Regions from separate parts of the Mus musculus genome. Here region 1 is linked to region 2. A link is a loop called in an ENCODE intact Hi-C map of the cell type or tissue named here. Cell type or tissue: left cerebral cortex. All regions are shown on one strand. Each heading gives the region's core, and the rest is flanking DNA. Links, peaks and the distances in the headings are about the cores only.

Region 1 (8,578 bases), core at 114-8,113, 300 kb before region 2:
AGAGCTGGTTCTACCTTAAGGCTGGCCTCAGCCTCCTGCTCATTCCCCAGGAGCTGTGGAGAGCCAGGTCTGCAGGACAGCAGAGGGCGGTGTGGAGCTCGTGGTCCCAGGTCAGTGGCGTGAGCCTTTTCTGCTTCCCACAGACGGTGCAGATCCTGATCGGTCTCATCCACCTTGGCTTCGGCAGCGTCCTGCTTATGGTTCGGCGAGGCCACCTGGGGATGCTCTTCATCGAAGGTGGCGTCCCCTTCTGGGGAGGAGCTTGTGTGAGTGCGGGTAGCCATCCTCGGCTAAGGAGTGGCTTTGCCCAAGTCACCTCGCCCTGTCCCACTTCCGACATTTTCCTATCCATAGCCTATCGTATGTCAGAGTTTTACTCACCCCTCACAAGACTAATATGGGAGTAATAGCTATCATCACTATTCTACCAGAAACTACGGGTGAGGAGCAAGCAGGCCAGTGTCCTAATCACACCTGGGCTACCTGAGTCCTAACCCCACAACCATACCCAGCCCCCACCCCACCCCTGCTTCTCTCTGTGGGTTCCAGCCCTGCCTGAGCTGGTCCGTAGGGAGTCTCCCTATCCAATGTCCATTCTTCTGGTCATACATCACTGGAAAACCAAATCAGGGCTACCTTGTCTGCTCTGAGGTCCCAAAGAGAGGGAGTTTGCAAGATAGCCCTGCTGTCTGTGCCTTACAAAGGGGCCAGTGCCTCTGGGAATGGGGAGCCTCCAGCTACCTCCAGGAAGCACCGGCTTTCTGATGAGCTTAACGGGGTCTTCATTGAGGCTCTGCTGTGCATGACGGTAGAGTCCCCTCTGCATATCCCAGACAGTCTCAGCAAGAGCTCAGAAGCCCCTAAAAGTGGAGGTCAGAGACCAACATTGCTGAAACTTCACAGCTACAGCTAAATGGCTGGGAACAAGCTCTAAGCCCTGCTTCTAGTGGTCCATAGTGGACCCAAGAGGGAGGGACATGTTGGCCAGCAGGAGTCTAAAGTGGGCACTGCCTTGGGAAGAAACAAAGGTAGCACTGTTCTTTAAAATCCCTCCTGCTTCAAAATCTGTCACAAATGTGTGCCATTCCCATGGTAGGAGGGGTAATAAACGCCTGTTTGTCAGTCTCTCGAGAGACAACAGGGTCCTGCGGCCTAGGCGGGGCATATGTAGCTTTTATCTTAAAACTTCACAGGGCCAGGGAGAGAGTTCAGTGTGTAATGAACTTACACGGCAAGAGTGAGGGCTTGAGTCCTTACCTCCACCACCCTTGTCAAAAGCCCACCTGGGCTGGTGAAAAAGAGACTGACAGCCCTTCTCACAACTCACTGGTCAACCACCTGGCATAATCAGTGAGCCCAAGTCCACATAAGAAGTCGTATCTCAAAACCGAAGTGGGCAGTTCCTATGGAGGAATGACACTCAAGGTTGACCTTAGCACAGAGGCACGCATGCACAAGTACACACACACAGAGGCATGCATGCACAAGCATACACACATACATACAGAGAGAGAGAGAGAGAGAGAGAGAGAGAGAGAGAGAGAGGCATGCACATGCCCTCATGTGTATATGAGAGAAGTAGCTCTTCATTTTATGTTCTTGACACCCAACTGCTACTTGTTAAGTGAATATTAGAAGGAAAGGTGAGTGTACTATGACACTTCAGTAATATACCGTCAACGAAAATGCATACCTAGTAAACCATGGCTTGAGGTCTCAAGACAGAGAGAGGCCTCTTTGTGTTTGTTTTTGTTGTTGTTGTTTATTTGTTTGTTTGTTGAGACAGGGTCTCTATTTGTTGCCCTAGCTGTCCTAGAACTCACTACATAGAGCAGACAGGCCTTGAACTCACAGAGTCACTTGCCTCTGCCTCCCAAGTGCTGGGATTAAAGGCGTGTGCCACCATGCCCAAGGACAGGGGCCTCTTACAGAACCACTAAGATTAGGACTATATCCAAGATGCCTGGCCAAGATGCAGACAAGGAAGTTGATGCCCCTCTATCTGTTACCTTCTTGATGGGACCTAGGTATGATGCTCCCTGCACGTGTCTCAGCCAAAACCCCATTGGGCTCTCTCTTCCCCACACAGTTTATCATCTCTGGGTCCCTCTCCGTAGCAGCTGAGAGGAACCACACCAGTTGCCTGGTAAGTCTGAATGGACACAGAGAGCCAGGGATAGGGATGGTGCCCACCTACCTGGGTGCCACTCGGGACCCCGCTCCCATCTGCTCACTCATTTGGCCCATTCAACAAGCACTCCTTGGAGATTTTCTAAGTGTCCACAGAAGGAATTTAAACATCCACATACAGAAGGAGGAGACGAGACACTTGCAAAATGCCACCCAAGGTAGATGGTAAGAGTCTAGTGATAAAGTCTTCACAGACTTTCAGAGGAGGCAGTCGCAGGAAGGGTCCCCAAGAGAATAGCCACCAAGTTGTTAAGGTAGATGGGCCTGGGCCTGAGGGAAGACAAGTTGGGGGTTGGGAGGGAGGTGGCAGATGCATGCTGCAAACATGTCCCAGGAAAGCCACTAAGAGGGTTAGGCCTCCTTCCCAGAAGCTCCCAAGAGGATGGAAGAAGCAGAGAGAGGCATCAGGGCCTTTTCTTGGGGTCTCAGGGAAAGAGAAGAGAAAGAATGGGGAAAGGAAAACCCAGCCTCCTCCAATGCTAATGGCCCCAAGCCCCTAGGCCGGGAAGGAGGGTGCAGGAGACTGGGCACAGTGAGTGTCCTTTCTCCTCTTTGCCTCTTCTTGTTGCTCCTCTTCCTCCCACAGTTGAAGAGCAGTCTGGGAACCAACATCCTCAGTGCCATGGCAGCCTTCGCGGGGACAGCCATTCTTCTCATGGACTTTGGTGTCACTAACTGGGTGTGTTGGCAGATGTCCCAAGGGGTGATAAACCCAGAGAGATGAGGGTTATAGCCAGGACTAGGGAAGACCCAAGAGTCTGCAGTCCTGGGCTAGTTGCAGAGCCTGATGCTCCAGTAGACCTCATGAGTGTACTGACACCTTGACCCTACCCCACGTCGGATGGGGAAGGCAGGGGAAGGGAGATGAGACCCCGTAGAATGGAAGGAGTGAGGCCCAAGGCTGGAGTCAGGAAGGCTGGAGCCAGGTACACACATCTGCCTCTTGCCTGGGAAAGTTATTCTTGGTCCGGGGGGGGAGGGGGTCTCTTTACTTTTAAACGCTCTGTTTGCCTTGACTGTGGGTTTGGGTTCTCAGGATGTGGGCAGGGGCTACCTTGCCGTGTTGACCATCTTCACCATCCTGGAGTTCTTCATCGCTGTCATTGCCACCCACTTTGGGTGCCAAGCCACCCGTGCTCAAACTAACGCAGTAAGTATTCTCACACCACGTCCAGAGCCCCTGAGGTTGCCTGTTGTCCAGGAAGAGGTTACTCCTGCAGCCCCTCCCACTTCCCCTTTGTGGCTGAGCTGTGATGAGAACCTCAAGTTTTGAAATGGGACTATTCACCCGTGGCCACTGGGGGCGCCAACACTATAGGCAGAACTGAAATTCTTCTGGAATCAGAGGACAGGGTTGGGGAGGGCGAGGCGTGCACCTTGCACAGAGGAGCCCACAGACTGCCTACAGATGGACACATCAGAAAAGACAGCATGTCTCAGTGGAAGCTCATTTTTCCAGGGGAAAATAGGAGGCGGGTGGAAGAGAGTGGGAAGAGGGGGTTCTGATAGCGCAGAGGCTTGCCTGGAAGGAGAATGTAGAGGATGGCAGGTGCCATTTAAAGTTGGAGCAGGAGGATGAACTAGATTAAAGGAGCCCAGTGAGTGACTACTACTGTGAGAGCAGCATGTTCAGGCAAGAACTATAGAAGCCCCGGGTTCAGCAGAGACTATCCAGAGAGGAAATATCAGCTCACTAGCCCCTAGGGGAAATGAGGTTTTGTCTACTTTGCTAGCTTCAGTGTGTCCAAGTCCTAGCTCATAACTGACCCTAGAAAATGTTTGCTAACATGTCAGTTACACGATGCTTTTGTGTGAGAGAGCTGCTGTTCTCTGAATACCCACGGGGTGGCACTATTGCAACGCTCCCCGAAGACCGCAGAGCCACCCAAAATTTGGGATTTTTTTTTTTTTTTTTCTTTGCAGTCTGTGATTTTCCTACCCAATGCCTTTGGCACGGATTTCAACATCCCCAGCCCAGCAGTCTCTCCACCTCCTGCCTATGACAACGTGGCATATATGCCCAAGGAGTCATCAGAATAGATTACAAGTTCTGCAGGTTGAAGTCCAGGCTTCCCACTTTACCCAGAGCCTCTCCACCCTCACTTTGTCCGTTCTAAGGCAGCGGTTTCCCAGCGAGACTCTCCAAGCCATGTGCACTGTGTCACTGAGTGACATGTTCCATCCATTTCCTAGTTCCTCCAATACTGTCTTTCCAAAAAAGGCATAAAGCTGGTGTCCAGGGTGTGCCCATTCTCAGCCCTGTCACCTGACATAGACGTCCCGTACACTCCTCCTCAGTCCTCTGCTCATCGTGGGAAATCTTGGCTTCGCAGAGGTTTCGGAGGTTTGTCTTCAAGATCATTAAGCACGGAGAACTCAGAATGTTCCAGAATAGACTGGCATTTCAGAGGCTCAGAGCAAGGCTTGACCTCCAGGCTCCTAGCTCCGAAGATCAGCTCTGTCCTTTGTCATCTGCTGTTACATCTTTGGGATTTCATTTTCCCACCCGGAAACTAGAGTGTTAAACTACACCACATAAGACTAAGGCGTGATGGCGCACGCCTTTAATCCCAGCATTTGGGAGATTGAGGCCAGCCTGGTCTACAGAGTGAGTTCCAGGACAGGACAGTCAGGGCTACACAGAGAAACCCTGTCTCGAAAACCAAAAAAAAGCACCTCTTGGCTAAGCCCTGCATTTCTCTTCTCCACCCCGGAACCTCCTTCTCCTTATTTGTAACAGAAGATTGGCATTGACTCTGGCTCTGCCCACCTACTAGGACAGGAGGCTGCAGAGGAGACTGAACCACTCCATACTCCCCCAACCCTGCCTGAAAAGCAGGAGTGCCCCTGAGAGTCACCACTTCAGCCCAGTGTTCACAGGCCCTGACATATGGCTTGTATCATCTATACTTTGGAGAAAAATAAACAGCGTGGCTTAGATTTTAAGTTGGTCTCAATGTGGTGGCATTTGCTTTTTAAGTTTGGGATCTTCTGAGGGCTTAATCATGGTTAATCGGAGATTCAGGCAAGTACCCCCATTAAGAGCAGGCAGGATATGGTAACTTCTTACAGTTAGGGACATCTCCATGCCTTGAATTCGATGATGATCACATGGGTAATTGCATATGTGAAAATCAACTTGTGTGGAGACAGGGGAGATGACTCCGTGGTTAGGAACCTGAGTCTCTGTGCTCAGCATGCAAGTGAGAAGCTGGGCACAGTGACACGGGTCTGTAGTCCCAGCACTGGAGAGGCACAGAGTGGAGGAACCCATGGGCCTGCATGGCCAACAAATCTATCTGAATCAGTGAGTCCCAGGTTCCATGAGAGACCTTGGGTTGAAAGTTAGGATGGGCAAGTAAGAGAACAAAGGAAGCCTTCAGAGGCCTGAACTCGGCGTGTGGACGGAGGAGAACGCTAATGAGATTCCACAATACACGGAACTTACATACATGCTTGCCGAGTGCTGACATTAATCACGAGTAGGCTTTAACAAATACTAATGAATTCAAGATGTGCTGACTGTACGCACGTCAAAGTCTTACCAGATTTGCCCAGCCTCCCACCTCAGTCTGGTTCGGATGCCCCTTTCTTTTTTCTTTTTCTTTTCTTTTTTTTTTTTAAGATTTATTTATTATATGTAAATACACTGTAGCTGTCTTCAGACACTCCAGAAGAGGGCGCCAGATCTTGTTACGGATGGTTGTGAGCCACTATGTGGTTGCTGGGAATTGAACTCAGGATCTTCAGAAGAGCAGTCAGTGCTCTTAACCGCTGAGCCATCTCTCCAGCCCCCCAGATGCCCGTTTTCTAACCATCTAGATCGTCATTACATCATTAGCTTCATGCTTTTCCCACTGTTCCTTGATGTCATCTCCCATGATTCCCTTCCAACCTGTTCATATCTTGACTGAGTACTCAGAACCCACAATAACCACAACCAAGTTTATGCTGAGACAGACAGGAATAAGAGATCTCAAAATACCATCTGGGAACAGGCATTTCTGTTTCAGGACAATGAGCAAAGGTTCTGGATAAAAATCTGAGAGAAGAGGGCTGGAGAGATATCTCAGTGGTTAAGAGCACCGATGACTGCTCTTCCGAAGGTCCGAAGTTCAAATCCCAGCAACCACATAGTGGCTCACAACCATCCGTAATGAGATCTGATGCCCTCTTCTGGTGCATCTGAAGACAGTTACAGTGTACTTAGATATAATAATAAATAAATCTTTTTTTAAAAAATCTGAGAGAAAACCTAGTCTAAATAATGGCAGATATTTCTTCAATAATTTCTGTTGGAGAACCCTAGCTTGCCTAACCTCAGAGAGTTCTGTTTTTACATAGGATGAAGCATCGATCTATTATCAAATACCCAAGGATCCTAACTTTAATAAAGGAGAGAGATTTATTTACCTCGCTGTTCTGGAGATTGAAGGTCAAACGTTCACGTACAGTGGTGAGTCTGTCCTCCAGGCAGAGTCTAAAGGTGGCACAAAGCATTGCTCAACAAAAGGCAGGAAAATCATGCATGCGAATCTGATTCTTCTCTGTTTCTGATAAAGTACTAGGATTCATTTATGCCCTCATCCCCATAGCCTTCTAATCCTAATCACACCCCAAGGCTACCTACCCCTCAGTTTTCATCAGGTTGAGTTTCTGACTGATGACAAACAGGGTGGCACTTCAGTGCGAGAACTATAGGGGGCGCTCTCACTACTCCCAGGGGCTCTTACTTAGCTCCCTATTTGGTCATTCCACAGTTGTTGACTATACTTAATAATCAAAGGTGGGTGGGGCAAGGAAACAAATTCTTGGCCTTATTCCCACAATGAGTCAGTTCTGCTCAGAGCAGGTGGGAAGCTTTTTAAAAAGCTCGACTCTTATTTATTTCTTTAAACATCACTAGCTCTGCCTGCTTTTAATCATCACACAAATGAAATTATATAGTATGTGTGTATCTTTGTGTCTGACTCTTTTGACTGAATGAAATGTTAGAGATTTATCTGTAACATCTTATATTTTTATTTTATTATTTTCAATACTATAAACCTTTTGTTTTATTCTATCAGTTTAATTGATTTACCTGTTGATGGATAACCAGGTTAATTCCATTTTGGAGCATCGTCAATAACACTAACTTTAGTGTGTGCACGTGCCTCTGTGTGTGTGCACGTGCCTCTGTGTGTGTACACGTGGTCTCACACACACACACACACACACACACACACACACACACACACACACAGTAAGAAGACTGGAGAGACAGCTCAGCAGTAGTTAAGCGTACTGGCTGCTCTTCCAGAGGACCAAGGTTTGATTCCTCCCGAGCACCCACTTGCCACATGGCAGTTACAATTGTCAGTAGCTCTAGCTCAAAGGGATCTGACACCCTCTTCTGGCCTCTGAGAGTGCCAGGCACGCATGTGGTGCACAGACATGCATACAAACAAAAACAATTATACATATTAAATAATAAAATCGTTTTTTAAAAAAGAAAGAAAAGTAAGATAGAGAATAATACACACAAATAAACCAACATACACATATATACATACAAATTTACCTAACTGCATATGCTGCATACACTTTAATATGTATATTAAATATTAACAATTAAATGTGTATTCTCCGTCTTTAAAAACCAGAGGAAAAAGATAGAAAAAGCACAGTAGTTATCTAGTTCTGCATGAGACAGACTGGACAGCTTGAAGTTACACATTCTCATCTCACCATGTCCATGGTCAAGATCCAAACATGCCTTAGATATAAGTTCTCTGTAAGTCACATGCGCTGCAAGCTTGGTGGTGGCTGGACTTCACTCTCAATCAGGGCTTCCTGTTACTTGTGGTCACGTGACCATACCTTTTAAGACAAACACTACCATGCTTACACAGATGACAATACATCTGTCTGGCTTACCACCAGAGACCAAAGTCAAGCAAGAACTTAGGATGACCATGGCTGGTTTGAGGAGGGACACAAGGCCCAGGGCAGGGTCATTGTAACCACTATTGTGGATACTTTAACTTTCAAAAAATTAAAAGATTCTTTGAGGGGCCAGAAAGGTGTCTCAGAAGCTAAAGTTACTGCACAACCTGACAATATCCGTTCAGACCTCAGCACTGTGGAAAGGTGGAAAGAAGGAATCAATTTCACAAAGTCCTCTGACCTACACACACTCACACAGACACACAGACAGACACACAGACACACATCAATCACACACTCATATCAGCCACCCACATCAACACACACACACACAAATAAAAATTTGAGAATTTTAATAATCAACTCATTCAAATGCTGCCTTCACCAACTTGACAATGAACTGCTCCATGAACTGAAATGTCATCACTGCAACATTAACTGTCTCAGCTGTTAAAGGGAG
Region 2 (8,578 bases), core at 461-8,460:
AAAGGGTCTTATACAATCAAAGCTGGCTTCAAACTTGCTTTGTAATCAAGGCTGTTCTTGAACTCCTGATCCTCTACACTCCCTCTCACATCGCTGATCTTCCATACCGTACCTGATTCCTGTGATGCCAGAGATGGAGCGAGTGAGGGGGCAGGCACTGTACTAACTGAGCTGCAGTCCCAGCCCCAAATGCCTGCCTCTCACAGCACTTGGTGTCAACTCCCTGCTTGAGTTTCCCTGATTCTAAAATTCCTCTAAAGGGCTACAATGTAGCCCAATAGCTCAGTGCTTGACAGCATGCTGGGCTTGATCCCCAGCACTGCAAATAAAACAAAGTGGTTTTTAATCATTCAAATTATAAATTGGGCTCTAGCATATGCTCATATCAGCTACTGGCTCCTAAGACACTTTATAGCTAAGTCTCCCTTTATGCCTCGTCAGATGGTTTAGTGGTTAAGAGCACTGGCTGCTCTTGTAGAGAAGTCAGGTTCAACTCCAGCACCCACATGGTGGCTCACAGACGTCTGTAACTCCAATTCTCCTATTTCCATAGGCACCAGGCATGTACACGGTAAACAGACATACATGTAAGCAAAACACCCATATACATAAAATAATAGTAAAAGATACATTTTTAAAGTGTCTGGGGTGGGTGGAGCTGAAGAGATGGCTCAGTGGTTAATCGTGCTTATTGCTCTTACAAAAGACCACAGCATCAATACTGAGTGGCTCACAGCCACTTGTAACTTCAGCTTTGGGAGATGCAACACCCTCTTCTGGCATCTACCCATGTGTATCCATGCACACATATAAGATGGCTCAGCAAGAAAAGGCATTTCCTGCTAAATCTGACGGTCCACGGTCTGTCTCCAGGACCCACATGGTGGCGAGAGAGAGTAAGCTTCCACAAGTACTGAGACTTCCACACAACACTGCCCCACCTACATAAGTAAATAAATGTAATTTTTTATTTATTATTATTCTTTTTCCCCCTTCCCTTCTCCCTCTTATTCTGGCCCATAGATTTTTTTTTATTTGTTTCCAATTACAGATGGTTGTGAGCCACCATGTGGTTGCTGGGATTTGAACTCATGACCCCCTGAAGAGCAGTCAGTGTTCTTAACCGCTGAGCCATCTCACCAGCCCATAAATATAATTTTTTAAATGTATGTTAAGGGGCTGGATATGTGTCTTTCTCTGTCTCTCTGACTCTCTCTGACTCTCTGTCTTTCTCTGTCTCTCTGTCTCTCTCTGTCTGTCTCTGTCTCTGTCTCTCTCTCTCTCTCCCCCATCCTGTTACAGATAGTTGTGAGCCACTATGTGGTTGCTCAGAACTAAACCCAGGACCTCTAGAAAAGCAACCTATGCTGAGCTATCTCTCCACCACCATCCCCTGGCCCCCACAGCAAATGAGTGAACAAACATACTGGAAATGTTCCCCCAAGCTCTGAGCCACTCAAACAAATGATCCAAACTCAAGGAGGGCTCTCAGGAACCCTGACTTATATCCAGTTGAGAGATGCCCAAAGAATGCAGCATGCAACTGTGGGCTGATATCTAGAGCGTGGTGCTAGGGGCTGAGCCCAGCTGTGGAAACTGAGGCGGACTCCAGGTGAGACAAAGCGATGACTTAAAGTTCCTACTCGAGGAGCCCCTGTTGTTGGGGTGCAGCCTCACACAGGATCAGAGTTCTCAACTGGAAGCAGGGATATCTGGAAGGCACATAATAAATAGACACAAACTACTTTTTGGATACAAGCTGAGAGGCAATTTTTCAAGGCTTAAAGTTTCTCTCTCTTCTCTGCTCTCCTCTCTCGTTCATTCTCTCACAGTTTGAGGCTACACACACTCTGCATTCTCCTGTGCTTTCTGCTTTTCTCCTCTGTGCTTTTCTTATCTGTGAACTCTCACACTCATACACACCTCTATGTGTTCCCCTTTCGCTCTCTCACACACATCTCTCACACACACCACATGTACTCTCACTCACACAAACTCTCTCCATGCACGCCTCACATTCTCTCTTCACTCACTCTTCACATGCTCTTCTCATGCTCTCTCTCTTTTTTCTCTCTCTCTCTCTCTTTCTCTCTCTCTCTCATTCTTCACTCACTCTCCACATTCACCTCACATACTCCTCACTCGCTCTCTACTCGCTCTCTTGCCTTTCTCTTGCCCCAGTCATTTATTGATACTCCAAAAGCAGGTAGAAAAAAGACATTGTACAATCATTGCCATATCAAATTCAAAGCATAACCATGTCCCACAAAGAATCAAGAATTACAATTGTTCCCCAAAGTTTCAAGCTTCCCTACTCCCAGGCCCATAGCCAAAATAATAATAATTACAAACGTATCATTATTTAAACTTTAACTTATTATACTTCAGAGCTCCAAGGCCAGCTACTTGCATTTTCTTCTAAAGCTCTAATGATAAATGGCATAGGCAAAGCTGCCAGGCAGTGACCAGAAAGAGTCAAGTTAACCCTTAACTCAGTAGTTCCGTTAGCTTTCTGCTTCTGCACATTGCACACAATGACTCTCCTAAGAGTCCCAGTGTTTTGACTTAGTTTTACTAATATAAGATTTTACATATTCTATACTTGCTTATCCAGGAAACCACTCTCAAATGTCATATAAAACTTATTTCATAACTTTAATAATTTTTTTTCCTTTCTTGGGGTCCCAGTGTTGGCTCTATTTCATTTTCTAATAATTTCTTCAAACTTTCTTTGCAAATCAAGCATTGATCTGGAACTACCATTGTGTAGCTACTGCATTGTTTCCAAGATGAGCACACACAGCATGCACCTGGGCCCTTAGGACTGAGCTGTGCTGTGCTGTGCTGTCCCATGCCTCAATTTTTAATTGTTTAAGAATCATTACATCAGCCGGGCGTGGTGGCGCATGCCTTTAATCCCAGCCCTTGGGAAGCAGAGGCAGACAGATTTCTGAGTTCAAGGCTAGCCTGGTCTACAAAGAGGACAGCCAGGGCTATACAGAGAAACCCTGTCTTGAAAAAGAAGAAGAAGAAGAAGAAGAAGAAGAAGAAGAAGAAGAAGAAGAAGGAGGAGGAGGAGGAGGAGGAGGAGGAGGAGGAGGAGGAGGAGGAGGAGAAGGATCATTACATCAAGGAACATCTAGTTTCACAGAATTCACCAGAGTAGAAGGAGAAAGAAGTAAGAAAGTCAGATATAATAGAATAATTATGCATACCAAGGTCAACTGAAAAGCAGTCACACACAAATAAAATCTATATAGCCATTGTCTAGGGCTAATGTTAGAAGAAATGGAACAACTGTTTTTTACAAAGAGCTGCCATGGGCTACTGAGATGTCTCCATCCTAGCCTACTTCAGGCAGTCCCTTATTTCAGATAGCAGGTCCCCTGGAGGGATGTGTCTCCTGTTTCTCAGGGTCCCAGACGCCATCCTTTTCTACAAGGAGCTGCTATGGGTTTCTGAGATGTCTCCATCTCTGCCTACTGCAGGCAGTCCCTGTCATTGTATGCTGTCCCCAGCACCCTATTACAGCTCCCCTGATAGGACCCTGATTTGTCTGCCCATCCAGACGAGCAAATAAATATTCTTCTAAGCATTTTGTCAGAAAAACACCTCTGGGAGCCTTTGGCCTGGGATACATATGTTTACCTCCTTAAACTGGCACTACAGCATAAAATACAGACTAATACTCTTCTCCCCACAGGAGTCCAAGATTCTTCATGGTGTCCCTGTTGCACACTCTGGGATGAAGTGTCTTCTCATTTGCAGGGAGCAACTTAGGAGCCAGGAACAGTGTGTGAAAACCAAAGTGCATGCATCATAATACCCCAGCTGCTAACATTTAAAGAGCAGGAATTTTACATAAAAAAAAAAAAAAATCCAGGCTCTGACTTCTCTCAAAAATGTGGCCAACTTGGCATCTTGGCTTCCTTCCAGCCTGGCACTGGCAGGTCAGAGCTGACTCAAGACTGCCCCCTTGTGGTAAGATAATATGGCATCATGCCCACCATGGCCACCCAGACTACAACCCACTTTGCCTCCTCGGTCACTCTACGAAGGCAAGGACTAGCTGCCTATCTTCTTTTGGTTTTTAAAGAAAAATAAACTTTTTAAAAGTCTTCCACTTATCATGGATACATTTTACATTTACTGTTGTATTTATGTGTTTGTTTGTTTGATGTGGGTGGGTGGGTGCCTCTACCACAGAGGTGTATGGAGGTTAAACTTGGCCCTGGCTATCAAACTCAGGTTGTCAGACTCGGCCTTCTGTTCCTGCCAGCAACCCACTCTCTAATGAGGACAGGCCAGTGAGGAGCTGGTGGGATCTGACCAGCAGAGAGGCACCTGGCACTTACCTTTGTCACTTTATCCACAGTGTCTTTATCACCAAGATAGCAAGAGTCTCTCCACTCTGTGAAATCAGGTGACTTGGTGCTACCTTCTCAGCCACGAAAACTCCCTAGATTCTGAGAATTTTTAGCCCTTTCCTCTCCTGACGAGGGTAAAGATGTTATCAGGGCAAGTTTGCATTTCTTATCAGGCCCCATTAGTGGCCCTCCAGGGTCTGATTAGAGCAGGCCAGACGAACTTAATAAGCAGTTCTCCACACAGCTTCAGGCCCAGAACTTCTCCCTAGCACCTTAAGCCTGAGAAGGGATCATGAAGTGGCTCTGGGTCCTTGGGCTTGTGGCCCTCTCAGAGTGCTTGGTCAAGTAAGTACAAACCGACAGCTATCAGCGGTCTTCCTGGCCTCTTTTTCTCTCCTGTAAAACTGTCTGACCCTCTCATCCCCTGCCCATCCCATGGTGAAGGAGGAAATGAAATCCCCAGTGGCCTTCATAACCTCCAGGTGTCCATTCATCAGTGATAGCTTGCCAAGAACACTGGAAGGCCCAGAAGTCTTGGGGCTAGTGTGCAGCAGCAGAAGTCACATCATGGGCTGTGTGGGTGTCTCTTACCAAAATCCTTACGTGTACAACTTGTGCATCTGTAGGGGTATAGCTGCTACACTGTCTTTTAGGTCTCTCTCAGAATGTCTGTCTGTCTGTCCATCCGTCCATCCCTATAGATCCCTCCTCCACCTCTCTGAGAGTCTCAGTGTCCACAGACCTCTATCTCTCTTTGGGCTCAGACCTCATCATTAGCCACGTTAACTCCCTGACACTTCCCTTTTTTCTCTCCTTCCTCACTTCTGATTGAAACAAGGCAGGTCTGAAGGCTGTTTCCACCTGCGTGCAATGGAGGTGGAGACGAGATGATAAAAAAAAATGTAAGGTTATCCTCAGTTATATATCAAGTTTCTTGCCAGCCTAGGATGCATAAGAACCTGTATATATAAGGAAAGTCAACGTGTGTGTGTGTGTGTGGGTGGGTGGGTGGGGTATTTCATAGGTCTAGCTTTGATGGTAACCATCATGGTGACCAGAGCTGAGTGGCAAGGAAAGTGGGGTTGGGGTAGAATGTCTCATTTTCCATCCTTCCTTCCAGGCTACTTTGAGAAGGACAATACACTGGCAGGAGTGTTGGGACAGACAGCAAGTGTTCCCCACCCATCACCCATCACCCCCACCCTCACCCCAAGCCGTCAACCTGAAGCGGGTTATTGTCCCATCTTCTTTACAGAAAGGGAAGCTAAACAGTTCAGAACGGTCCCATGGCTTGCTCGAGAGCGAATAACAGAGCCTGGACTGGAAACCCTGCCATTGTCTTCTCATTGTGTTCGGTGGCCCTTCCCAGTAATTGTCTTCTTTGGAAAACTCACCTCGCAATTACAATGCAAGGTGTGGTTCCTCTGGTTGCCTCTTGGCTGTCTCTCACTTAATTTCCTTCTGGATGCTCGTTTAAAGAATCCCTCTGATGAAGATTAAGTCCATGCGTGAAAACCTGCGGGAAAGCCAAGTGCTGAAGGATTACCTGGAGAAGTACCCTCGAAGCCGTGCCCACGTGCTTCTTGAGCAGCGCCGGAACCCAGCCGTAACTTATGAGCCTATGAGGAACTACCTAGACGTGAGTGTGACGGGAGCTGGGCCTCTCGAGCATCCCCTTAGGGCTCTTGCCCAGCCCTGTGGCCCCTCTGAAGAATACTGAATGAGGGCTGGGGTTCCTAAAGTCAGAAAGGGTAGGGAGCAGGGACTGAGATGGCTCAGCAGTTAAGAGTAGTTCAAATCCCTAGCATTCGCATAAAATACAAGCTGGGTGTAGCCACACACACCTCTGACCTCAGCTGTGGGAGCAGAAACAGGAGAGTAGCTGGGGTTTGTAGCCGGCCAGCCCGGCTCCATGCTCAGTGAGAGATCCTATCTCAAAAGAATAAGGTGGAGCTACAGATCAGGACGTCCAGTGTCCTCCTCCGGCCTCTATTTGCACCTGCACATACACAACACACATACACCACACACACACACACACACACACACTTACATGAAAGAAAAAACATTTAATGGGTGAGGAACAGGGACCTGTGTCGCCCGTTGTTCCTTATCCACTACCCGATCTGGAGCTGCGCTGGCTGGTTGAATCAAGCAATGGCCAGTTACTACCACACAGACAGCCTGTTCTATGCCATGGAAGTCACTGAGTACCCAGACTTTTGTTCTTTTTCACAGAGGTGAATCCCTGGGCCCCAAGCAAGGGTGAGCTGTGTCTAACCCAAGGCCAGCAAATCCAATTACAAGTCATGTTAGGTGTCTCAGGTAGAGGAGTCCCTACCCGGCAGACACAGATTTCAACCAATGTACAGCTAGTGAGCTCTGAGATGGACTGGACCTGGGCCAGCCAGCAAGATGCTGTCATGTCTGATGAGCAGAGTCTAGTTTGTTTTTGTTTTTTTCCCCCGCTTTGGGTTTTTTCAAGACAGTTCTCACTATGTAACTGCAGCTGTCCTGGAATTTGCTATGTAGAGCAGGCTGGCCTCCAGCTCACAGAGATCTACCTGCCTCTACCTCCTGAATGCTTGTACCATAGGTGTGTGCCACCACACCTGACTAAGCCTAGCTTCTGACAGCCAACCCAGAGAAACAGGCAAAGAACAAGTGTCCACTGGGCATGGTAGTGCATGCTTATAATTCAAGCAATCAGAAGACTGAGGCAGGAGAATCATGAGTTTGAGGCTAGCCTGAGCTACATAGTGAGACCCATCAAAAAGAAAAGGGGGAGGAAAGGAGAGAGGAAAAGGCAGTGGGTGGGGGAGATGTAAACGCATGCCCAATGAAAAGACTGGCTGAGTGGTCTTGATAGTAACTATTATGACTTTGTAGAAAGCAAAGAGCACAGGGGCCTGGAGAGACCCACAGGGGCTACCTAGAAGAGGCACTTGGGCTGGACCCTCACATGTGAGAGGATGGAGTGTTCCTAAAAGGCTTGAGCAGAAACTTAGCAGTGTGGACAGCACTCTGGAGGCCGGCACCCCAGAAGCCAGGGGACAGACAAGGCAGTCAGTCTAGCCCTAGCCACAGCCCTCTTTCCTGCAGCTGGTCTACATTGGCATCATCAGCATTGGCACGCCCCCTCAGGAGTTCAGGGTTGTCTTGGATACTGGATCTTCAGTCCTGTGGGTACCATCCATCTATTGCTCCAGCCCAGCCTGCGGTGAGCACTCTGATCCGACCTACCCCACCCTGCCCTGCCTTTCGTTACCTCTCATATCCCAGCACACCTAAGGGTCACCCCCTGCCTGTGTCCTGCAGCTCACCACAAAGCCTTCAACCCGCTTCGGTCTTCCACTTTCCTGGTCTCAGGCCGACCTGTGAATGTTGCCTATGGCTCAGGAGAGATGTCCGGATTTCTTGCCTATGACACTGTCAGGGTAAGTCGGGAAGCAGAGGCTGCCTCGAGGCTGGCTCTGGGTGAGAACACGGCTCAAGGCTCAGCAGGGAGGAAGGCCCTCCTGCTCCAGCTGGCCTCACCCCTTGTGAGTCTTCCACAAGTGAGTCCTTGCAGCGACAGGTGCCCAAGGCTCAGATTTGTAGCTCCTTCCCCAAAGGATCCTATCAGGAGCAAAGAGAAAGAGGTGTGTAAAAATAAGCCACTTGTATATGCCACATTGTTCCAGACAATGGGACAGCCTGTGGTCTAGGCCTCTGACGGCAGCCAAGGGGCTTCGAACTCCCAAGCAGAAAAAGCTGAGCACAGATTCAGGAGAGCCATGTTACCTGAGAGGCCTTGGAGGCTTTTGAGAATTAACAAAACCCCTGAGAGTGCAACACACACACACACACACACACACACACACACACACACTTTTCCCAGTGTGAATATTTCTTGAGAATCTTGGTAGCTTAATCAGGCATGGTGGCACAGGCCTTTCTTTCATCCCAGCATTCTAGAAAGCAGAAGCAGACAGAGCTCTGTGAATTTAAAGCCAGCCTGGTCCACACAGCAAGTTCCAGGCCTGCTAAGGACACTTAGTGACCCCAGTCTTACAAACAAAACTAAGCTCAACTAAACACCGGAACTGAAACAACCTAAACACCTGGGCTCCCACCTTCCAAGGGTGCAGAAAAGACAACCATGGAAACGCCCTGAAGGAGATGCCCTGCCCTCACTCGTCTTCAAGAGGGATCCTTTGGTTACTCTCAGC

The links. Hi-C counts contacts between places; a loop is a spot of excess contacts. Peaks named below come from ENCODE experiments on the same cell type or tissue, not always from the same donor. Only the 100,000 strongest peaks of a DNase experiment are listed, where the experiment ranks them.
Region 1: it touches region 2 in a loop (7-fold over the local background); 24 of 42 quality-filtered maps call a loop at or near these places.

What each region holds. Positions count from the first base shown.
Region 1 is chr19:10,974,861-10,983,438 of GRCm38, reverse strand. Ms4a15 (membrane-spanning 4-domains, subfamily A, member 15) reads left to right here. Exons shown (of 7, transcript NM_001034898.2): 3 at 144-266; 4 at 2,090-2,146; 5 at 2,777-2,869; 6 at 3,227-3,340; 7 at 4,114-5,132. The coding sequence ends at 4,230. Among named protein-coding and RNA genes, the nearest start is that of Ms4a10, 4.4 kb to the right of the region's middle. In left cerebral cortex, for the core only: CTCF peaks have their summits at 3,478, 4,031 (motif pointing right), 5,816 (motif pointing right) and 6,890; DNase peaks (open chromatin) are centred at 148, 3,499 and 4,048; H3K4me3 peaks cover 349 bases.
Region 2 is chr19:10,674,053-10,682,630 of GRCm38, reverse strand. It overlaps Pga5 (pepsinogen 5, group I), which reads left to right and starts at 4,560. Exons shown (of 9, transcript NM_021453.4): 1 at 4,560-4,712; 2 at 5,847-6,006; 3 at 7,470-7,587; 4 at 7,686-7,804. The coding sequence starts at 4,660. In left cerebral cortex, for the core only: a CTCF peak has its summit at 3,977 (motif pointing left); a DNase peak (open chromatin) is centred at 3,942.